2 separate regions of the Homo sapiens genome follow, and region 1 is linked to region 2. A link is a loop called in an ENCODE intact Hi-C map of the cell type or tissue named here. Cell type or tissue: right lobe of liver. All regions are shown on one strand. Each heading gives the region's core, and the rest is flanking DNA. Links, peaks and the distances in the headings are about the cores only.

The links. A loop is a pair of places that touch in the nucleus more often than their neighbours do. Peaks named below come from ENCODE experiments on the same cell type or tissue, not always from the same donor. Only the 100,000 strongest peaks of a DNase experiment are listed, where the experiment ranks them.
Region 1: it touches region 2 in a loop (2.3-fold over the local background); 94 of 110 quality-filtered maps call a loop at or near these places.

The regions. Positions count from the first base shown.
Region 1 is chr18:23,569,064-23,580,975 of GRCh38, forward strand. NPC1 (NPC intracellular cholesterol transporter 1) reads right to left here. Exons shown (of 25, transcript NM_000271.5): 2 at 4,389-4,511; 3 at 3,011-3,117. Among named protein-coding and RNA genes, the nearest start is that of NPC1, 11 kb to the right of the region's middle. RefSeq lists enhancers at 5,022-5,316, 7,089-8,288. In right lobe of liver, for the core only: no CTCF peak of the experiment used is centred there; a DNase peak (open chromatin) is centred at 5,198; H3K27ac peaks cover 3,241 bases.
Region 2 is chr18:23,520,578-23,533,153 of GRCh38, forward strand. RMC1 (regulator of MON1-CCZ1) reads left to right here. Exons shown (of 20, transcript NM_013326.5): 11 at 3,553-3,597; 12 at 3,852-3,905; 13 at 6,060-6,188; 14 at 7,218-7,324; 15 at 8,602-8,721; 16 at 9,058-9,135; 17 at 9,451-9,555; 18 at 9,652-9,720; 19 at 9,810-10,035; 20 at 11,048-11,245. The coding sequence ends at 11,127. It overlaps NPC1 (NPC intracellular cholesterol transporter 1), which reads right to left. Exons shown (of 25, transcript NM_000271.5): 25 at 10,865-11,707. The coding sequence ends at 11,625. Among named protein-coding and RNA genes, the nearest start is that of RMC1, 23 kb to the left of the region's middle. RefSeq lists an enhancer at 8,491-9,690. In right lobe of liver, for the core only: no CTCF peak of the experiment used is centred there; a DNase peak (open chromatin) is centred at 8,198; H3K27ac peaks cover 1,417 bases.

The DNA.
Region 1 (11,912 bases), core at 1,709-9,708, 46 kb after region 2:
AAATAGACAAAGAATATTTTAAACTTACTGTAAAGTGACAAATTACCAAGAGAACATATTAAAAACCAGCAATTCTAAACTTAAAACTTCATGTTAAAATAAAGGCACACCTTTAAAAAATGCCCTAATTACTTTCTGCATTTATTGTGTCCAATTATAATTTCAAAAAGAGAGAGATGCTTCTCTGAATTCTGCACTTTATAATTTAGAGACATACATTCTCTGACCTAGAGTAAAGGGACTTTGGAGCATCAGGAAGACAATTATTATTATTTTTTGAGAAAGGGTCTCACTTTGTCGCCCAGGCTGAGTGCAGTGGTGTGATCACAGCTCACTGTAACCTTGAGCTCCTAGGCTCAAGCAATCCTCCCACCTCAGCCTCCCAAGTAGCTAGGACTACAGGTGCACACCACCACACCTGGCTAATTTTTAAAATGTTTTTGTAGAGATGTGGGTCTGTGTTGCCCAGGATGGTCTCAAACTCCTAAACTCAAGCAACCCTCCTGCCTTGGCCTTCCAAAGTGCTGGGATTATCGACATGAGCGCTGCACCAGCTGACAGTTTTGATTAAGAAGAAAATAAAATAATGAGAATTATGAGAATCTTCATCTTATAACCTATTGAAAGGTTTTCTTTCAAGCCCCGGAAAATCACTAGGCCCTCCTGAAACACAAGGAGAAATCCCCATGGTTTGTAAAGATAGAGAACAGCAATGTTGTTCTCTGGCTGCATGCACTTCAGGAGCACACAACTGCACAAGAACCATAAGCTGCCTGCTATCCTTCAGGTTCAAAGTTTAAGCTCCTAATGTTGACTTGTTACATGATAAAAGAGCTCTCTTTTCCCTTTGGTCCACTGTTACTTGCAAAAGCTGTTTCATTAGACTTGCATTCTTGCAATCAAGATTACTTTAGACTCCGATTCAGTCCCAGTGACCATGTAAGACAAAGAATGAAAAAAGTGTGTCCTGGCCTTCAAGAGTCTCTGTTCTAGTGAAGGAGACAGAGAAGCACAGACTCTCTTTCTTTCAGGAGCCCCACTGCTTTACTGCAACAAAGCCAGAAACCACAATTGTATTATTCTAATAGGAATCACTCTTGGGGTACACAGTTTTCAAACCTTTTCCATGTTACTACATTTAATGCCCACAATCACTAATTTTGACAGCTGTATATTTTTCCAAATATCAGGTTGTTTCTCCTGTTTGCTATTATAAATCAAGCTTTGGTACCTCTGATAATATGGAGAAAGGTTGGCTATCTTTTTATGTTTATGTCCGTATGTCCATAATGCCTCACCTACGGTGGATCCTAAATAAATGTGTTTTGACTGAGTGTACAAGGCTCCAATTTGGTTCCATCAATGTTCACAAGCCTTTCATAGGATATGCTGGCCCAATTACAGCCTCAACTTTTGTTGTTCTGAAAAAACAATTTAGTGGTGGTTTTCCATTCTCTATTGTTAACTTTTGGTAAGAAGCAGAATTTCTTCACTGGAAGCCAACTTGTGCCCTATCACCACCTGCAGTGATATTTGTGCAGAGAAGCATTTTCCCTTTTTAATATTTGCTTCCCAAACATCTTTATCAGTGTGCTGAAGTCTGAAAAATTTAGAAAGATACCACAATCTGCTGTTCTAAAGACCACTACCAGCTTGCTCTTTTGCATATTTGAGAATTGCTGGCTAGGCCTAGAGAAGAACATCTATTACCAAGCCCTTTTTCACTGCTCAGGGTCATAGCCAACAGAACAGATAAAAAACTAAGTTTGACAAAACCAGCCAGCTACAGCAGAACAAAATTTTTAACAGCTCCCCGAGGCCGGCTCTACTGAGGACCTGACTCTATCACAACCCTTCACCAGAGGGAGGGACAAGAATGATGTGCAAAGCAAAGCATGGGGGGAGAGGAAGGACTGCATGATGAGAGTCTCAGGCCAGGCACCTGAGCAGGACCCCTAGGAACCTCTCTTCCCCACAGTGCACAGCTCAAGTTTGAAAGGAGCCTGGCCGCAGTGCAGACACCCTGCAGGGTGAGAACATCGCAGAGGAAACCAAGCATCAACTCTGAATGCAACTGGGAAGTGAACCAAGTCTGGTAATTATTGTTTTTCTCTTTATTTCTGACAAATTGTAAGAGTGCTTTCTTAAAACAAAACAAAAACTGACTTTAAAAAAAAAAAAAAACTGGCTGGGAACTGTGGTTCACACCTATAATCCAGCACTCTGGGAGGCTAAGGTGGGAGGATCATTTGAGACCAGGCCTGGCCAACATAGTGAGACCCTCATCTCTAGAAAAAAATAAAAATTAGGCTAGGTGCAGTGGCTCATGCCTGTAATCCCAGCCTGTAATAACCAGGCTGAGGCGGGTAGATGACTTGAGGTCAGGAGTTTGAGACCAGCCTGGCCAACATGGTGAAACCCCACCTCTACTAAAAATATAAAACTTAGCTAGGTGTGGTGGCATGTGCCTGCAGTCCCAGCTACTGGGGAGGCTGAGGCAGGAGAATCGCTTGAACCCGGGAGGAGGTTGCAGTAAGCTGAGATCATGCCACTGTACTCCAGCCTCGGTGACAGAGCAAGAGTCTGTCTCAAAAAAAAAAAAAAATAAAGAAAAACATAAATAAAATTAGCTAGACATGGTAGTGCATGCCTGTAGTCCTAGCTACTCAGGAGGCTAAGGTAGAACAATCACTGGAGCCTAGGAAGTTTAAGCTGCAGTGAGCTGTGATCACACCACAAACCACTGCACTCTAGCCTGGGCAGCAGAGTGAGACTCTGTCTCTATTATACACACACGCATGCATACACATTATACATACATGTATTTTTAATACATAAATATATATTCACCTACTTTACATGTATACATATATGTATAAATATATAATATACATATAATATAGACATATAATAAATAAAAATATGTAAACAAAGAATAAATGGAAAGCTGAGCATTACCAGTTCACAAGTATCTACAGCCCAGTTGTTCTGTTTCCCCAGCAGAACCTACCTGGACAGAAACTGTAGAGGCAGCTGCAGGTTGTCTTTTAGTGTCTGAAGCTGCCGAACATCACAACAGAGACTGACATTGCCAAAGAAGAATCCTGGACAGAGTTCCTTTCAGGTGAAAGAGCACAGACACGGGAGTAGGCAACAGTTAGAGTAAGGTCAACATTCCTCAGTGAACTAAGACACATTCATTCATGTAATCCTTTTGAAGTACAAAAGGGTAAGACACATCCTGTATTTGCAAAGTTATTATAGAATTATTTTAAAAGGCTACACATTTACTATTTATTCACAAGTAGAGATGTTTCTAATTTTCTTTTTATTTGGAAGCTTTCTCTCCTCTCCTGACAATCATTTTATGTCTTCTTAGGGTTTTTTGTTTGTTTGATTCAATTCAACCAGAGTGCTACTTACTATTTCTATTAGTAATTCCAGGGAAAGTTGAAACCTTTAATAATTATGATGAAAGCAGCAAGTGAGGACAGGTACTGTGGCTCATGCCTGTACTCCCAGTACTTAGGAAGGCTGAGGAGGGTGGATTGCTTGAGCCTAGGAGTTTGAGACCAGGCTAGGCAACATGGTGAAGCCCCATCTCCCCAAATTTTTAAAAAATTAGCCAGGGGTTGTGGCATGTGCCTGTAGTCCCAGCTACTTGGGACGCTGAGTTGAGAGATTGCTTGAGCTCAGGAGGTCGAGGACACAGTGAGCCGTGATTGTGCCACTGCACTCTAGCCTTCAGCCAGGATAAAAGAGCAAGGCTCCTTCTGTCTCAAAAACAGAAAAGAAACGAACAAGTGAGCCTAGGAACTCTGTTATCATGTCGACTTGACTTTTGATTACTTTAAGCCTCTAAAACCAGGCTTTTCACATGATTTTTCCAGTTCTAATATCCCTGTGTATCACAGGATGGTAAAAAAAGAACAGGAATCAGAATCCTGGTAGCAGCCAAAATTCACAGGCTCTCAGTGGAACACAGAGAAAACACTGAAATGACCAGGGGACAAGGACGTCAAAGCCACTTAGCAACAGAGTCCATTTGAGTCCTGAAATCTAGGAATCAAAACCAGCTAACTTCTAATATATTTTGCAGATGCTGCAAGGGCAACATACGAAGTACCAAGGTCAGTCTCTAAATAGCAACCTGCTATTGGGAAACTTTATGAGAGGTATAAAGTCAGCCCCTGAAAAATTAAGCCTTTGGAGTTACGGTGTTCTTTCTCTGCACTGTATGCCACAGGTTAGAGTTTGAGAGTCCGGGATAAGACTTAAGCCTGTTAGTCTCATCTCCACCTCCACCCTGCAATAACATTTAAGGAATAATTACAGAGGATCTTGTGATCAGCATTTTGTGTTCCCAGTGCCTAAGATAATGAACTTACCTGCACTAAGTCATATCCATCCTTTGGCAATGGTTTTGGTGGGCCAGAATATTCGCAATTGTACCTCTTGTCCCCATATGCAATTCCACACTCTCCATACCAAACACAGGACTGTGAAAACACCTACAGAAAGTCAACACAAACTTCAGTGTTACCAGGGTCTCAATGGTAAATTTCAACAAGAAGTGCCCACTCAAGTACAATCACAGAAACTTCCAATGCTACCTGCAAAATTAAGTAACAGCAACAGGCACTTAACATTTTGAAAAATATTAATTAAAGCAGACCAAATGCCTATTTGTCAAGTCAGTGAAGTAGGTAATGGAAATTGCTTATTTACATAATTTCTATTTCCTGCTTATTTGTTGATAAGAGGAAGCTATAGTTCCATGTAAGAAATACTCAATCACAGTAGAGAGAAAAGCAAGATAGTGACTTAGCAATTACTAAAGCACTATTTTTGCACATCTGCACCAGGAACTATATAAGCTCTAAGTAATGAAAGAATATTTCCATATGTATTTAGGTTAATTAATATCAATACATCATGAGTAACATGAAGAACAAAACAACAAAACCACAAACATCAACACCCCAATGTAAAGAGCGAGAATGAACTTCCTGTCCTTGAGGCTGAAGTAGAAAGCAAAGAATGTGCTAACTTTAAGGAAAAACACCGAGGCAATCTCAAAAGAAAATTTTAAAACCTCTTATGTAAAGATTTCTCAAAAACCACTCACATTTCCCATGTGAGAGTCACAAGGTTGTCAGAAAATTCAGCGGAGGGGAGGGGTCAGTGTGAATCATCAGGTCAGTGCCTTGCTCTGAAGGCTGCTGCCCAAAACGCACCTGATCCTCTGCCTCACAATGGACTCAGAAAGCCACAGAGGGCCCAGCTTGCCAGGGCCCCGGGCCTGCAATCGTCTGTTCTACAGGGAAACAGAAGATATCAAGAAGCAGCCATGGCTCCCAAGAACCCTGATGGGAAAGCCATAAAAAAAAAACAAATCTGAACAGAAGTCACAACATGAAATTCTCTCCAGTGACAGTGGCACATGACCTGCACACAGGCAAGAAGCTAAGTCAGTCTGTGTTGGTCCTTCAGTATCAAAATACAAATCCCACAACAGTCCCTGAAGCCCAAAAACATGAGAAAAAGTCAGCAGGAGATTGGGATTTGTATGTGTGGGGAAATCCAAGGCATCAATATCACTTTTCTCTGAATTCATTTTTCAGATGTTCTAAAATAAAAATTAGGACTTAACTCCTCTTGACTCTTTGAAAGTCATGTTTAGGCCACAAAGGAGGGAAATTATACAAATAAGGAAGTGACAACAAGCCTTCAACAAAGCCACATATGAACCCTGTGCCAAGATTCCACCACTATTTTTATATAAAGAGAATCCCAATTGTTATTCCCATAAACCCGGTGATTCTAAGGAAAAAAGAAACGTATTGCAACTCTGGGTTTCCAACTAATGGAAAAAAGTCCTAATGAGTAAAAGTCATTATCCATCTAACTAAAGTTTGAAAAGGCAAAAGCTGACTACAGAGGCAGAGGAAACTGCTGAAGTTCACATGAAATTTTAAATACAAAGAACTCTTCCCTAGACCTCGCAGAACTCTCCAGGGATTGGCCTGTCTCTGCCTCAGGGGCACTCTGGCTGGTTACCCACAGGAGCAGGAGTGACAAGAGACAGATGTGCAGTCAACACACTGCAGCTCTGGCCTGACAAACAGGACGGGTGTCTGGAGTCTAAAATCCCCTTACTCAGCACTTGGTACTATAGATGTGAATAAAGATGGCCCACTGCTGTTTAGGTTCCTTTTCACAAAGATCATTCGTTACTTATTTCAAAGCAAGTGCTATTTCCACCCACTTGGTGGAAGAGGGGTGGGTGAGAAGGCGGCACGGAGTGGGATCGAGTCCTGGGTTCTGATCCCAAGAGCTCCTGAGGCTCAGTGTGCTTGTTGAGCTGGATTGCACCTGGGATCACACCTGGAGCAGGTTACGTAACCACGTAGGAGTTTTCCTACCTGGGAAATGAAGCTCATAAGCTCTGCCTACCTCACAGGTTCCTGTGAAGATCAAATAAGGGCCTATCTGTACATATATAGTAAGTACTCAGTAAACTACAGAGCACCACGCAATCAAATATAAGGAATTATTATTAATGTCTTCTACCTGCTTGAGACCTCGGCAAAGAGGTTCCAAAGACTTAAAAAATTAACACCTGAGCCCAGGAAATTTGGGCTTGAATCAACATTCAGGTTTGCTTCTCAAAAGGTCATCTTCTAGAGACACAGCAGAGAAGACCAAAAAAAAAAAAAAAAAAAAAAAAAAAGTCATCCTGGCTGGAAGTGGTGGCTCACGCCTATAATCCCAGCACTTTGGGAAGCCAAGGCAGGTGGGTCGCTTGAGCCCAGGAGTTTGAGACCAGCCTGGGCAACACAGTGAAACCCTGTCTCTTAAAAACAACAACAACAACAGGCCGGGCACGGTGGCTCACACCTGTAATCCCAGCACTTTGGGAGGCTGAGGCAGGTGAATCACCTGAGGTCAGGAGTTCGAGACCAGCCTGACCGACATGGAGAAACCCTGTCTCTACTGAAAATACAAAATTAGCCAGGTGTGGGGGGTGCATGCCTGTAATCCCAGCTACTTAGGAGGCTGAGGCAAGAGAATTGCTTGAACCCGAGAGGCGGAGGTTGTGGTGAGCCAAGATTGTGCCATTACACTCCAGCCTGGGCAACAAGAGCTAAACTGTCTCAAAAAACAAACAAAAAAACAAAACAAACAAAAACAACAACAGCCAAAAATTAGCCGAGCCTAGTGGCACATGCCCATAGTCCCAGCTACTCCGGAGGCTGAGCTGGGAAGATCAGCTTGAACCCAGGAGGTTGAGGCTGCAGTGAGCTGAGATAGCACCTCTGCACTCCAGCCTGGACAACAAAGTGAAAACTGGTCTCAAAAAAAAAGTCATCCTGCCGAAAGAAGCAACCTAAGCCAGCAGGACCCAAAGACTTACAAAGCACTGGCGGTGTCCTAGGCTTAGGCACTATTTTAAATGCTCTTCACATTGTGTCCGGAATTGGTGGGTTCTTGGTCTCACTGACTTCAAGAATGAAGCCGCGGACCCTGGCGGTGAGCGTTACAGCTCTTAAGGTGGCGCGTCTGGAATCTGTCCCTTCTGATGTTCAGATGTTTTCGGAGTTTCTTCCTTCTGGTGGGTTCGTGATCTCGCTGGCTCAGGAGTGAAGCTGCAGACCTTCGCGGTGAGTGTTACAGCTCTTAAGGCAGCGCGTCTGGAGTTGTTCGTTCCTCCCAGTGGGCTCGTGGTCTCGCTGGGCTCAGGAGTGAAGCTGCAGATCTTCGCGGTGAGTGTTACAGCTCATAAAAGCAGTGTGGACCCAAAGAGTGAGCAGTAGCAAGATTTATTGCAAAGAGCGAAAGAACAACGCTTCCACAGCATGGAAGAGGACCCGGGCGGGTTGCTAATGCTGGCTTGGGCAGCCTGCTTTTATTCTTTTATCTGGCCCCACCCACATCCTGCTGATTGGTAGAGCCGAGTGGCCTGTTTTGTCAGGGTGCTGATTGGTGCGTTTATAATCCCTGAGCTAGATACAAAGGTTCTCCACGTCCCCATCAGATTAGTTAGATACAGAGTTTCCACACACAGGTTCTCCAAGGCCCCACCAGAGCAGCTAGATACAGAGTGTCGACTGGTGCACTCACAAACCTTGAGCTAAACACAGGGTGCTGATTGGTGTGTTTACAAACCTTGAGCTAGATACAGAGTGCCGATTGGTGTATTTACAATCCTTGAGCTAGACATAAAGGTTCTCCACGTCCTCACCAGAGCAGCTAGAGTGTCGATTGGTGCACTCACAAACCTTGAGCTAAACACAGGGTGCTGATTGGTGTATTTACAATCCTTGAGCTAGACATAAAGGTTCTCCACGTCCTCACCAGAGCAGCTAGATACAGAGTGTTGATTGGTGCACTCACAAACCTTGAGCTAAACACAGGGTGCTGATTGGTGTATTTACAATCCCTGAGCTAGATATAAAGACTCTCCACGTCCCCACCAGACTCAGAAGCCCAGCTGGCTTCACCTAGTGGATCCCGCACCGGGGCTGCAGGTGGAGCTGCCTGCCAGTCCTGCGCCGTGCGCCTGCATTCCTCAGCCCTTGGGTGGTCGATGGGACTGGGCGCCGTGGAGCAGGGGGTGGCGCTCGTCGGGGAGGCTCAGGCTGCACAGGAGGCCACGGAGGGGGTGGGAGGCTCTGGCATGGCGGGCTGCAGGTCCCGAGCCCTGCCCCGTGGGAAGGCAGCCAAGGCCCAGCGAGAAATCGAGCGCAGCGCCGGTGGGCCGGCACTGCTGGGGGGACCCAGTACACCCTCTGCAGCCACTGGCCCGGGTGCTAAGTCCCCCATTGCCCGGGGCCAGCAGGGCTGGCTGGCTGCTCCGAGTGTGGGGCCCACCAAGCCCACGCCCACCCGGAACTCCAGCTGGCCCGCAAGTGCCGCACACAGCCCCGGTTCCTGCTCGTGTCTCTCCCTCCACACCTCCCTGCAAGCTGAGGGAGTGGGCTCCGGCCTTGGCCAGCCCAGAAAGGGGCTCCCACAGTGCAGTGGGGGACTGAAGGGCTCCTCAAATGCCACCAAAGTGGGAGCCCAGGCAGGGGAGGTGCCGAGAGCAAGCAAGGGCTCTGAGGACTGCCAGCACGCTGTCACCTCTCAATATGTTAACCCAATTAATCCTACAACAGTTTGATGAGGGAGGCGTTATTATACCCCTTTTACAGATGCAGAAACGAAGGCACTGAGGCTAAACAACTTGTCCAAGGTCACAGTGGCAAAGCCAGGATTCAAAACAGAGCAGGTGACTCCAGAAACAGACTCTCAATAAAAGAGAATCAGCTGCATCATGAAAGTCCTCCCTGTAGCATCACACCCTCCCCAAACCCCACCGTGTGCAAGAGCACGAGCACCTGTGCACTCAACAGCTGCACAATGGGAGCTGCTCAGCCTTCACTCCCTTCTCACCAACAGCTGAAAGTGGAGAGCCAGCCTCCTGGCCCCCAGGCCTGCCTCTGCAGCTGCTCCACCTCAGGGGCCTCCACACCTCCATCTCTTTCTCTTCTGTGTTTTTAACCTCATCTCTCTCTCAGTCCCTTCACCTGCACCTCCCTAGAAACACTGCTCTAATTATATCCACAAACCCCTCTCTCAGCTTCAGTGATCTCCAGCTTCTCTCCAGCAGCACTTTCCACTAGCTGCCCAACAGCCTCAGTGCTTAAGACGAAACCAATCTTTCCTCTATTTGTATTTCCTCCTCTATTGCCAATTCCTCTTCAACAGAGTTTCAAATGAAAATCTCAGGCACCTTTCGAACCCACCTCCCATAGCGAACCTATCGCTCACTCCCAGGGAGGCTCCCTCGTGCAGCCTCCTGCCCTCACTCGGACCCGGCAGTGTCTCTGGTGCAGATGCCTGCCGCTTGCCTCTTCCGGAACAATGCTCAAAGTTTTCTGGTGCTCAGAAACCTCCAACCCACCCTTCCCACTGCCTGTGCGACAAGCTTCAGACACCTCACTCTGGCTCTGCCCACTCTCCTTTCTACAGTATTCCAAACCTATCACTCTAACTGCCTACCCTTCCTTCCTTCTCTCCCACATGAAGTAGGACCTGCCTGCCTCTGCCTTGGTCATGCCCTAGGATCAAGCAAAATTTATGAGAATTGCAAAGTTGTGATGTTGGGAGAAGTTGCCAGAGTATTTTCTCACTTTTGTCTCAACTCCCTTGTAAGACGGTAAAATCCTAGAGGGCAGAGCCTAGGTGTGTAATCCTTCCTTTGAAATTCCCTATTGTATTACATCTGGTGTTCATGGATGCAGAACTTGTCAAAACTCACAATGAGCTGAGGGAGTACAACTGGATTATCTAAGTTCAGAAATGAGAAGTGCTGATTGTTTTGGCTTCTACCCAGAATTTAGTAGTTACACAGCTAAAGAGTTTCTATTTTTAAAGGTTAGATCATATGGATATTTCACAACATGCTCTAGAGTTTAATTACTAAGAAAATGACTGGATAGGGAAGCTTCTTTCAACGATAGGAACAGTTCAGGAAAGGTTAAAAAAAAGCCCCTTCTAGGCCAGGTGCAGTGGCTCATGCCTGTAATCCCAGCACTTTGGGAGGCCGAGGTGGGCAGATCACGAGGTCAGGAGATCGAGACCATCCTGCCTAACACAGTGAAACCCCGTCTCTACTAAAAATACAAAAAATTAGCCGGGCATGGTGGCAGGTGCCTGTAGTCCCAGCTACAGGCTGAGACAGGAGAATGGCGTGAACCCGGGAGGCGGAGGTTGCAGTAAGCTGAGATCGCACCGCTGCACTCCAGCCTGGGTAACAGAGAGAGACTCCATCTAAAAAAAAAAAAAATGCCCCTTGTGCTATATCTCAGCAACTATAGCAACTGCTAAATTGGACCCCATTCAGGAGCTCCATAAGCACACATTATTATCAGAAAAGCTCTGAACTCAGTGAGAATTCTATTCCACTGCCTTTAGGAAATCCTAAAGCATTAACTAACATATTCAAATACTTACTGAACATCTATTGTTCTCGAGGCATGGCAGTAAAATAAATAAATGAAACAAAAATACCAAACATCGACTGCATGCCTCATTTTCTCAGATACTCTATGCAGTAGCACAGCAGAATTTTACAGGTAAGTGAACTCAGGCTCAAAGATACTCTGAGGTCACATGGCTCATAAATAACATGATTTTGAACACCAAGTTAAGCATTCTCCACCCATCCCCCTTGTCCTCCTGCCTCCCCTACCCCCAGCTTCTGTACCATTTAAACTCTAGTCCAGTTTGTGCAGTGATGTATCCTCAGAATTGGAGAATGCACTGGAGATGAACTGTCCCATCCATGATGATCCTATACAAGTGTTCCTTCAATATAAACTTGTTCACTTGTAGAAATAATGCCTCCCATTCCTATCTTTTAAAGTATCTCTCTAGGCAGTTGTCAAGCAATGACTCCCTTACTCAGTATCACTGACAGTCCTCAACCCCAGGGTAGGACTTGGCCATCCACCAGAGCTGGGAGTGCAGGGCTTGGCACCAACACTTGTGCCCCTGTCCTGGATGGGTAAAGCTAATGGCAAAACATGGAGAGATACCCAGCTCAAGCTCCAGTGAGGCGATGGAGGAGAGGGGCTTGCTGGTTAACTTCCCTACCTCATTGCTTCTCCAGAGAGCAGAGGCTGGCCTGGCCAGTCAGGACAACACAGGCTGGAGTGGAGGGAGTGGCATGAAGAATCCTGTCCAGAGATTAAGCTGCCTGCTGCTTCTTTGGAGTCAGGGAGGCAGACCAAACAAATATGGCAGGGCATTTAGGGTGGAGGCTGCCGGGCTGGTCTGACTTCTATTGACGGAAATCTCTGGAAGTGTTTTATAGCCAACCTGGCATGAACGTATCTACATAACAAAGGATAATTTGTGTGTGC
Region 2 (12,576 bases), core at 4,545-12,544:
GCCTCCCAAGTAGTGGGGATTACAGGTGTGTGCCACCGTGCCCAGCTAATTTTTATATTTTTTTAAATTTATTTTTTTGACAGAGCCTCACTTTGTTGCCCAGGCTGGAGTGCAGTGGCATGATCTCGGCTCACTGCAACCTCCACCTGTCTGTCACAAGGTTCAAGCTTGTGAGGTATTCAAGCAATTGAACCAAGTATTCAATCGCTTAAATACTTGTGAGAGGAGATAAGGTTCAAGTGATTCTCCTGCCTCAGCCTCCCAAGTAGCTGGGATTACAGGCGTGCACCACCACGCCCAGCTAATTTTTTTGTATTTTTAGTAGAGATGGGGTTTCACCATGTTGGCCAGGCTGGTCTTGAACTTCTGGCCTCAAGTGATCTGCCCACCTTGGCCTCTCAAAGTGGTGGGATTACAGGCATGAGCCACCACGCCTGGCCCAAATTTTTATATTTTTGGTAGAGATGGGGTTTCACCATGTTGGCCAGACTGGTCTTGAACTCCTGACCTCAGGTGATCCGCCTGCCTCGCTCTCCCAAAGTGCTAGGATTACAAGTGTGAGCCACCATGCCCAGCCTGTTCTAGTTTTTTAAAAAATGCAACTACTACTGATCCTATAAGCTAAAATTATGTTGTGAAAAAAGCATTTTCTAAGATAGATGAATCTCCCTTGGGAGGAAATAGAATAATTTATCTTCCCTGAGCTTTAGAATGGATAGTTTTGATTAGCCGTTGATGGTGAAATATGTTTTAATATTGAATACACCCGTAACGTTTTCTGTTTGCCTTAGCTCTGTAACGCTGAAATTAACTTTGGCTGTAGGTTTGTTACTGTAACCTGGGATCACTTTTCTCTTTCTCACATTCCGTGTGACAGTGATGATGAATATTGCATTCTTTGGGACTGACAGTCACAGTAAGTGCTTCGGCTGTGGCTCTTAGGCTTACCCAAATCAGTCCTCCTTCTGTCTGGAGAGGTGGGGTTGGGAAGTCAGAAGAGTGGAGGTCAGGAATTCAGGAAAAGGGAAAGAAGTCATTTATTTGCTTCGTTTTGCCTTTTTCCAGTGTAATTGATTTTAAGATAGAACTGAAAGAATATTCAACACACACTCTCTCTCTTTTTTTTTTTTCCTTAAACAGAACTTTATTTTCTCACAGTTCTGGAGGCTAGAAGTTCAAGATCAAGATGTCTGCAGGTTTGCTTTCTTCTGAGGCCTCCCTCCTGGCAGGCCTCTTTGCAGATGGCCACCTTCTCACTGTGTTCTCACAGGGTCTTTCTTCTGTGCCTGTCCCTCGCAGCAGTCTCTCCCGGCTCTCTTTTGAAGGAGATTGGAGTGCAGAATTGGCTAGTCTGAGGTTTCAGTGTGCAAGACGTAGTCAGATGGCTCACATTTGGAACCCTAGTAGTAATGTTTTATTCTTTGTCCGATGGCATTGGGCGGGTTGACCCAGCCTGCAGTCAGGATTTCCTTGTACCGTTCACCCGGGAGTTCAGAATCGCACTCTGGCTGAAAGTTCAGCAAGAGCACCATTGTCAGCCTGACTGCCCTGTCTTGCTGGACCAGCCAAAAGCTTAGTTACTTTCTGGCACAGTTGGAGGAAGGAGCTGGTTCTTAACAGACGTTCAATTAGGTCTTTTGGCTTTCTGTGTTCTTTCAAGCTTCTTCCTTTTCCTTTGTAAATAATGTTAGTATTGAAAGAATAGATTTTGCCAAGTGATTGTCTTGTGTCTGCTGCCCACTTGGCATGAAGGTAACTGCTGGTGAATTGGGGGAAAAAAACTAAACATTTAGAACAAGCCTGTCCAACCCACGGTCTGTGGGCCACATGTGGCCCAGGACAGCTTTGAATGCAGCCCAACACAAATTCTTAAACTTTCTTAAAACATTATGAGATTTTTTTAATGATATTTTTTAAGCTCATCAGCTATTGTTAGTGTTAGTGTATTTTATGTGTGGCCCAAGACCATTCTTCTTCTTCCTCTTAAGGCCCAGGGAAGCCAAAACATTGGACACCCCTGGCTTAGAACCTTCAGCTCTGTTCCGGTGGTACAGGACCAGTTAGGAGGCATCAGGTTCTAACCATCTGGTCATAAGGGAACAGATGCGAGGCCTGGTCACAGTAACAGCCCGTGCAGAGATCAATAGGAGGAAATCAGGAATCCACTGAGGGTCTGGGGATCTAGGTAGTGTGGGCTGCAAAGCATTTTCAGAGGTTAGTGACTCTCCTTTTGTTTCCTGCTGGGCTGTGAGCCCTGGCGGCTTGATGCATCCGTGTGTCTTGCCCACTGTGCTGCCACTGGGTGGGCGTGCTCAGGAATTGAATGGGCCTGTTGAGAAAGATATAACCAGCACTTTTGGGAAGAGTCAGCCACCCTTTTTCTTTTTGTTTTGGGCCTGTTAGAACAGTGGGTCTCAATCTGACTACATATTAGGATCATCTGGGGGGCCTTAAAAATGAAAGCTCTCACCTGACAGTGTGTAGGTCAGCCACCCAAAGGTGAGGGCTGTGCACTCGGCGCAGACCTTGACACTTAGGTCCAAAGCGCGAGTGCTCTTCGCCAAAGCTTGTCTGCCTGGGCTCTTTCCTACCTTTGGGTGGTCTGTTCACAATGACCCTTTCTCTGACCAGCTGATTGAAACCTGCCTTCTGATTGTACCTGGGTAATTGGAACAGAACCAGGAGTCATGGTTAGCTTGTAGGGCTGCCTGCATGGCTCATGAGCAGTATAACTGGTTGTTAACGGTCCCTGTCATGTGAGGTTTTGGGGGTCTGCTTCCCAGACGAGCTCACTGTGCTTGGACCTACTCTATGCAATGGATAATCGAACTAATTATTTAGATAATTAAGTGGCTGGGCACAGTGGCTCATGCCTGTAATCGCAGCATGTTGGGAGGCTGAGGTGGGCAGATCACTTAAGCCCAGGAGTTGGAGACCAGCCTAGGTAACATAGACCTTGTCTTCACAAAAAAAAAAAAAAAAAAAAAAAAAAGAAAAAAAGTTAGGGCATGGTCACATGCCTGTAGTCCTAGCTACTCTGAAGGCTGAGGCAGGAGGACCACTTGAGCCAAGGAGTTCGTGGTTATAGTGGGCTATGATCAACTACTGCACTCAAGCCTGGACAGCAGAGCAACACCCTCTCTTAAAGAAAAAAAAAGATAATTAAGCTACAAGCCACATTTATTTGAAACATTCTCCGTGGATGATCTGGGTATTTGATTTTGAATCCTTCAAGTAAATTTCTCAGTTCCTTAACGTGCATATGTAAACGATCATGAGTCATCTTTGGTTATTAAAAATAACCCAAACCACAGTGATTGAAGCCTTGACATGCTTTCTTTTTCTTGGTGAGATTTTCCTGGATTGTTAGCTCCTTCCCCCTTCCTCCCCGTACGTGCTTTCAGTGAGACGGAACAGTTCATTTCTTCCTTGACTACAATTGAATAAACATTTCGTAATGACATTAAAAAGTATTGACTTTTGTGTCATAAGTACCAGCATTTGCAGCATTTTCTGACTGCATCGTTGCACTTATGTTTTCTCAATTTGTAGGTCCTGCTGCCGTGACCAGCCAGTCTCCTGTTCCATGTAAACTCTGTATCCTTTACTAAGGTGTGGCACCGTGCACAACAGGGCAAGTGGTCACCCTCAGAGAGTGGTCCTGAAGTCCTCCTCCGGGCAGCTGTGAATAACACTCCGAGAGCCACCCCGCAGGCAGCTTCCCTGACTGTCCAGGGGCCTCGCGTTTAGCGTGGACTCAGTACATGGTGGGCAGGGGCGAGTGCTAGCGGAAACTGGGTTTGCTTTTTGTTTTCATCTTTTCCTGGTTTAGAATTTCCTATAACATGTGGATTCTTCATCTTGGATTGTCTTTCAACCTGACATCATTATCAGCGCAAGCCAAGGTAGGTCAGCGGGGACAGTTGTCGTGTTACAACATGGTGCTTGTTGACTTTGGATCCCAGTTGTAGCCAGGGACGTTTTCAAGGTGAATCTCTTAGAAATGACCCCTCCTTTCAAGCGTGGGAATGGGATTTTTTTTTTTCACTTTATACGTTTTTTACTATATGTGCATTTTATCAAGAACATATACTACTTTTAATAATTAAAGCAACAACTAAGAATGCCATTCTCCTGCTTAAGCCCATTCTGGAAAAGCCAGACTCCACCCCAGGGTGGATGGAAAGCCGGACTCCACCCCAGGGTGTCTCCCTCATTTCTCCCATCGACCTTCCCACCGGTGTCCGTGCCCTTTTCTGTTCTGCATGAGCCCGGGAGGTGTGCTCCTCTTTCTGGCCTTGCTGAGGAAGCCTCCTCAGTCTGTTAATTGTCTCTTCCTGGGTAATCTCTTTATTAGAGAAATCTTTTTTTTTTTTTTTTTTTTTTTTGAGACGGAGTTTTGCTCGTTGCCCAGGCTGGAGTGCAATGGCGTGATCTTGGCTCACTGCAACCTCCGCCTCCCGGGTTCAAGCGATTCTCCTGCCTCAGCCTCCTGAATAGCTGGGATTACAGGCATGTGCCACCACGCCCAGCTAATTTTGTATTTTTAGTAGAGACGAGGTTTTTCCATGTTGGTCAGGCTGGTCTCAAACTCCCAACCTCAGGTGATCCGCCTGCCTCGGCCTCCCAAAGTGCTGGGATTACAGGCATGAGCCACTGTGCCCGGCCTAAAGAAATCTTATTTTTTTAAGGCAGGGTCTTGCTCCGTCACCCAGCCTGGAGTGCAGTAGTGCTATCTCAGCTTACTGCAGCCTTGAGCTCCTGGGCTCAGGCGATCCTCCTGCTTCAGCCTCCCAAGTAGCTGGGCCTACAGGCGCACATCACCACGCCCAGTTAATTTATTATAATAATAATAATAATTATTTTGAGACGGAATCTCGCTTTGTCACCAGGCTGGAGTGCAGTGGTGCCATCTCGGCTCACTGCAACCTCCAACTCCTGGGTTTAAGCGATTCTCCTGCCTCAGCCTCCCCAGTAGCTGGGATTACAGGCATGCGCCACCACACCCAGCTAATTTTTGTATTTTTAGTAGATACGGGGTTTCACCATGTTGGCCAGGATGGTCTCGATCTCCTGACCTCGTGATCTGCCCACCTCAGCCTCCCAAAGTGCTGGGATTACAGGTGTGAGCCACCACAGCCGGCCTATAATTTTTTTTTTGTAGAGACAGGGTCTTGCCATGTTGCCCCTGTGTCTCTAATACCTCGCCAGGCTGGTTATTAGAGAATCTCCTATGTTACTCTTTAATCCTCTGTGTATTTTCCTGCCTTTCCTCTGGAATTCCTAAGAACTCTTGAGGAGAGAATTAGCCCTGATGCTGTAGGCATCCACTGTATGTAATGCATTGTTGTGCCTTGTCTGTAACCCATAGCCTCATGTGACATCCACTGTATGTATGTAATGAAGTCATTTCTCTCCTGTGCATCTCGCTGGTGTTTTCCTGTACAGCTGCTCTGTACCTGCCTTGGGCCAACTGAAAAGGGGGTCACCCAGATGATTTTTTATGTGGCACTTCATTCTCCTGTGGCATCCCAATTGGGAAAGGCCACACCAGATGCTGGCAGTGTGGGTGATCAGTACATTTATGGGTCGATGAATGGATGAGTTATGATGTTCCATTGAGAGCCTCTGGAGTTACCTTTTAAACTAATGAGCTGTTGTAGGAGAAACCAAAGCACAGGACTGAAGTTGATGCCACGTGTTGACATCTTTTTCTATTTTAAACGTTAAAAGAGGGGCTAGGTCTAGGGAAGTCCCCGTTTGGAATGAAGGACTAGGAGCTACACCTTTGATGTGCCCCTGAATGCAGAGGTTACTTGGAAAAGAGTCAGCCAGGTGTGCGGTGGTTGGGCTGTCATCCTCCTGTGGTAGACACGCTCCTGAATTGCTCCTGAATGGCTCAGCTCTGCTTTGGTTAGGAAGGAAAAGCTACACTGACTGTACTTTGCGGCTTTTTATCACCACCTGCCACCCGCCCCGCAGATGTTTAGGGGAACCACTTTTGGGCTTTTGTTACGGTTTGCATCATACTGTTTTATTTGCTGCCTCTTAAAATCCAGGTTACCTCTGGAACCTCCAAGTGAAACTTGAGCCCATAGTAAATCTCTTACCAGACAAAGGAAGACTCATGGACTTTCTCCTCCAGAGAAAGGAATGCAAGATGGTCATCCTGTCTGTCTGTTCACAGAGTAAGTTGAATCCTTCCCCCTTGCTCTGATTCCAGTGTGAGGCCTGTGCTGCCCAACACTTTTTATCGGGATGTGGGCTACATTGTTGTGTCTTGTCTGTGACCCACAGCCTCATTCTTTATGTGAGGGGTGGCTATGTGACCCCCTAGGAAAGGCTGCTAAATGGAAAGATGATTTGTAGAGATACTGGTAGAAAAGAACAATAAATGGGATGGTTCTGAATGAAAGTGGGCACACAGGAGGGGAGTGGGCCACCACCCCTGGCCTTCACACACACCTCTTTCAAAATCCAAGCCACTCACTGCATATGTGTCTTCTTTAAGAATCCCCTACTGAGGCCAGGCATGGTGGCTCATGCTTATAATCCCAGCACTCTGGGAGGCTGAAGCAGGAGGATTGCCTGAGCCTAGGAGTTCGAGACCAGCCTGGACGACAACATGGCAAAACCCTGTCTCTACAAAAAAAAAAAAAAAAAAAAAAAAAATTAGCTGAGTTTGGTGGTATACACCTGTGGCCCCAGCTACTCCAGAGGCTGCCGAGGGAGGATTCCTTGAGCCCGGGAGGACGAGGCTGCAGCGAGCCGTTTGTGTCAGTGTACCTCCAGCCTGGGCGACAGAGCAAGACCCTGTATCCAAAAAAAAATAATAATAATAATCCCCTACCAATATGTGCTGTTGGTGTTTGTTTTTGTTTTGGTATAGATGGGGTCTTGCCTTGTTGCCCAGGCTGGTCTCAAACTCCCAGCGTTAAGTGATCCTTCTGCCTCGGCCTACCCAAAGTGCTGGGATTATAGGCATGTGCCACTGAGCCTGGCCTGCTATAGCTTTTTTTTTTTTTTTTTTTTTTAACCGTAACCAGAAAGGGGTTGCGAATGACATCTAGCTGTCAGGTCTTTAAAGTAGAGTGTCCTTTAAAGGTACTTTTGCATTGGTAACCTTTTGAGATTAGTTTTTATCATAGCAACGTGTGGAAATTCTGAAGCTGACATGAAGTTGGTTTGATCCGTGTGTGAACATTGTGCCTTTCCAGTGTTAAGTGAGTCAGACAGAGCATCGCTGCCCGTGATAGCCACTGTTTTTGATAAACTCAACCATGAGTATAAAAAGTACCTGGATGCCGAGCAGAGTTATGCGATGGTGAGTTACATGGAGTATGACAAAGGGTCCTCCTCCCCCACCCCCTCCCGGGTATTTTCTAAGTAATTATGATGCAAAATTGTTTCCTATATATTAGAATAAGGTCGCTGAGATTTGCCGCCTGCCATAGGGCAAGGTGGCAGTAGTGGGGGATAGTGGAGGAGTAGTAAATTCAGGGTCCCTGCATCCCACGAGCTGGCGGCTGCATCTCACTTCATACCTTCACTGTTTTTGTTTTTCCCATCTGTGTTTGATCTTGCCTGTAGATCCTTGGTCTACTGTTATAGATGAGAAAAATCAGTCTCTGCTTTGCAATATTTTGTATATTTTTCTGTTATGCCAGAGTGAGGACTTAGAAAATTAAATTAGAAATATTTATATTTGCCACACCTTTCTTCCCTTTTGGGAAAGAATCCTGTTGAGATAGTGACGATTCAGTGTTAGCACTTAGCAGGCGTGTTTGTAGTCAAGGTAATAACCATGGCTTATCGCCACCAATTCCCGCTGTATTACTTGTACATCATATCTTCTGAAGCCAGAAGAAAAGTTTAGGACAAGGAGAATGAATTATTTCAATTCCAGGATCTGATTAGTCCTAGGCTGAAAATGGTTTTAAACCAACAAAAGCCCCAGAACTCCACTCCCCTTTAGCTGTTCATGGAAGGGTAAGAGGTCTGAGACAGGCACTGAAGAGGGCCAGTTGCTGGGACAGTGTCCATTCCTACGCTGCCAGACGTGAGGGATGGCTGAGTCCTTTTGGACTCTATTGCTGTGGGTGTTCTGGGCTGTGGGAATCAGTAGGTCTGATCCCAAATGGCAGTTTCTGTGCCGTCCCACACGGTCTGCTGGGCTCCATAAACCGTCATGACTCAGCAGTGTGGGCCACTGACCAGCCACATGAGCAGCATCTGGAGTTTCTTGGAAATGCAAGTTCTCAGGCTACACCCCACAGCTATTGCATAATCTGCACGGATCTGAACTGCTTTTTTTTTTTTGAGACGGAGTTTTGTTCTTATTGCCCAGGCTGGAGTGCAATGGTGAGATCTTGGCTCACCGCAACCTCTGCCTCCTGGGTTCAAGGGATTCTCCTGCCTCAGCCTCCTGAGTAGCTGGGATTACAGGCATGCGCACAGGAAAAAGTTGTATCTAAGTAGAGAAAGTGTTTTCCGCTCATATCCTGGGTCCACATCGAAGAATTCAGTCCTTGTGGATGAACTGTAAACAGCACCCTTCCTCTAAGATGCCGAAGATCATAGTTTGTGGTTTTTTTCTTTCAGGCGGTGGAAGCAGGGCAGAGCCGAAGCAGCCCGCTCCTCAAGAGGCCGGTGCGGACCCAGGCGGTGCTGGACCAGTCAGATGTGTACACCCATGTCCTGTCAGCCTTTGTGGAAAAGAAGGTGGGCTGCAGCTTTCCGCCTCTTCTGGACTGAGAATGCTCAAAACAAGGAAGTTGCTGAAAACGAGGAGACTTCATGTGATTAGAGTCACTTGAAGTGATTAGAATCACTGGAGTTTCCTTGGGTGAGGCCCTAGAGCTGGTAGTTTGGCTTCTAATGCTGAGGCCTAAAGCATAATTGTTGACGGGTGGTTCTGGAGCGATGTGTGCAAAACCAGTGAAAGATGAACACTGGGCCATTTTAAGATGGAAACAAGGTGGGGGTTGGATAGAGAGTTATATGCAGCCTCTTTTGCACCTCGTTGGTATTTGTAAGACCACATTTTTTTCTCCCTAGGAGATGCCTCATAAATTTGTGATAGCCGTGCTGATGGAATACATTCGTTCTCTTAACCAGTTTCAGATTGCAGTACAGGTACCTTCAAATCATCTGGGCCCAAGTTAAAACAGAAGGAATTTAAAAAAAAAACACAGTCACTGTCTTAGAAGATGACTCATATGCTAAGACAGGTCTGCCTCCCTGACTCAGAATGCTGAGTGACTCCTGACATTATTAGTTGGAATGGGAAGTGTAAGGTCAAGTTGGGGTCTTTACCTGCATGACGAAACCACTTCTTGTAATGACAGACTTTTACTGTGTTGGTTAGAATAGCCAGTCCTTGGGGAGCCTCTAGTCTGTTGTAGCTGAATGATTTGGAAGTGTTCTTTCACTTTTTACTTTTGTCCTCAGCATTACCTACATGAACTTGTTATCAAAACCCTTGTCCAGCACAACCTCTTTTATATGCTGCATCAGTTCCTGCAGTACCACGTCCTCAGCGACTCCAAACCTTTGGTATGCATTGCCAGATTTTTACTTCCATTGTGGTTAAAAATGGAAAATTTTAACCGTTATCTTTCCAACTGAAGTGGGTCTAAAAATGTCTTTCAGGCTTGTCTGCTGTTATCCCTAGAGAGTTTCTATCCTCCTGCTCATCAGCTATCTCTGGACATGCTGAAGGTAACTCTGATGTGTGAGGTTTTAGACTATGGAAACTAACTCTGTTCCTGTTGTTTGCACTGACCTGGACTTCTCTCCCTTACTGCTAGCGACTTTCAACAGCAAATGATGAAATAGTAGAAGTTCTCCTTTCCAAACACCAAGTGTTAGCTGCCTTAAGGTTTATCCGGGGCATTGGTGGCCATGACAACATTTCTGCACGAAAATTTTTAGATGCTGCAAAGCAGACTGAAGACAACATGCTTTTCTATACAATATTCCGCTTTTTTGAACAGCGAAACCAGCGTTTGCGAGGGAGCCCCAATTTCACACCAGGTGAGAATGCAATGAAAAGACTTGGGGTAACCATAGCCTCAAAGAGTAGCAGAGGGCACTGGCAGCTGGTGGGCGAGGACCCTGGGTTAGCATTTTTGTAAACAACACAATTTGATAACAGCCCACCTAGCCCTTGGCCCATTATTTGTAGTAGAGTGAATTCAGTATACTGACAGAATCTGAATTATGCTCTGGAACTCACCGAGGAGGTGTGTTTTGAGTCAAGACACATTTAGGACCCAGATCAGGCACAGCCCATCTCTTATAGCAGATCTTGGAATATCTCTTAAAGCCAGGAATAAGACGGCAAATGGTGGCTAAGGGTTTTAAAGGGTCTGGGGCTTATTAAGGTTTCAGTTTTATGAAGTATACATTGGTTGATCATTCTCATTTTTTTTTTGAGACAGAGTCTCGCTCCGTTGCCCAGGCTGGAGTGCAGTGGTGTGATCTCGGTTCACTGCAACCTCCGCTGGGTTCAAGCGATTCTTCTGCCTCAGCCTCCTGAGTAGTTGGGACTACAGGTGCGTGCCACCACACCCGGCTGATTTTTGTATTTTTAGTAGAGATGGGGTTTTACTATATTGTCCAGGCTGGTCTCAAACTCCTGACCTCATGATCCGCCTGCCTCAGCCTCCCAAAGTGCTGGGATTACAGGTTTGAGCCACCGCACCTGGCCCTGGTTGATCATTCTCATCTCCAAATAGTTATACAACCTAAGACATCATCTTTAGGATAGGGAAGGATCAGGGCTGTCTAATGAAACTTCTAGGTCTATTTCTAGCTCAATGTAAGACGGCATTTAGTTACCATAAGGACAGGTTAGATAGAATCTCTTCCATTTAGCTTTTGTATTTGTCTCTCAAAGCAGATAGGGTAACCCCAAAACTTAGGAAAACAATGTATTTTATTAAAGAAAAATAAGTTAAAACCCAGTAGACACACCTACGAGATGCTTTCTTTGTCCCTCATTTCATGCCACATCTAACTGGCAATTAAATCTCTTCCTTTCTAGGGGAACACTGTGAAGAACATGTTGCTTTTTTCAAACAGATTTTTGGAGACCAAGCTCTAATGAGGCCTACAACATTCTGAAATCACTTGCTGTTTTTTTATATAAAAATGTGTACAAAGTTAATTTATTGCATTAATAAAGCTCTTTAAACTATAAAATGTTATAAAGTGTATCTACAACCTCAACTGTCACTAAAAATATGGTATAGAACTTGTGGGATGGCTTACTCCTAAAAGGAGAGACAGACAGTGCATTGATTGGCCTTTACAGAGTGTCAGTGAGCGGATCACATTCACAGCCATCTAGTGTCACCTCCTGCTTGCCAAAGAATGAGGTTTCTTTCCTGAAGAGGCTGGGAGAAGTTTAGTGTCCTGTGGTTGCCTCCAGATCTAGTAATACTGCTTCCCAAGTCAACTGTGCATTCCTGAGTTCACAGGCGCTACGTTCAAAGCTGCTGCCAAACAACCGATGGTTGGCACCATCCGGTGTTCAACTTGGCCTTGCCGATGCAGCACCCGTCCAGTGGTAAACCGACCGACCCTTAGACACAGTTCAGTCAGGATGCCCTGCGAGAGGGCTAGAAATTTAGAAGCCGTTCGCGCTCTGTTCCTTTGTATCGCTCTTCAGTGGCACAACTTTTGGCTTTATTTACTGATGGCCCTATGAGAGAGAGAGACTTTTTCTTATTTCTGCAGGAGAAAGGGAGCTAGTTGGCTGGGCATAGTGGCTCACGCCTGTAATCCCACTTTGGAAGACTGAGGCAGGAGAATTGCTTGAGACCAGCCTGGACAACAGAGTGAGACCACATCTCTCTCCCTCTCTTTTGGAGATGGGCTCTTTGCTTTCTTCCTCAGGCTGCAGTGCAGTGGTATGAACACGACTCACTGCATCCTAAGCCCACCCTTCTGGGCTCAAGCAAGCTTCCTGCCTCAGCCTAACAAGTAGGTGGGACTGCAGACGCACACCACTTCACCTGGCTAATTTTATTTTTGTAGAGATGGAGGCCTCACTATGTTGCCTAGGCTGGTCTCAAACGATTCTCCTGTCTCAGCCTTCCAAAGTGCTCATCTCTTTTTTTTTTTTTTTTTCTTAAAAGGAACTAGTATATTAGATTGTAATAGAACTACTTTCTATCCCCCGGAGATGATAAAAAGCCCCTCATTTTCTTAATCTTCTACTTCAGTGCTTCAATTTAGTGACAAAGCTATAAATGAAGCAAATCAGTATTGTTCTTTCAACCGTGGGTCATTTTTGTGCAAGGTGAAGTGGCCATAGAAGTAAAAGGATCAAGGACAGTCTCGAGATGAAGAAAGGCAGCAAGCACTTTGCTAAGAAACGGGAAATCCATGAGGGACATAAAAAGCTGTTCTGCAGCACTGCTGGTGTGAGAGCTGGCTGCCAGATGGACTCCTTCATCTCAGTGGCAGGGAGGAGCTGCCCTGCCTGCTGACACTCAGATCCATTCAAGGACTGGCTCCAGGCCTTTGTGAAGCAGACAGATCAGGCCTCCAGAAAAAACATCGACAACT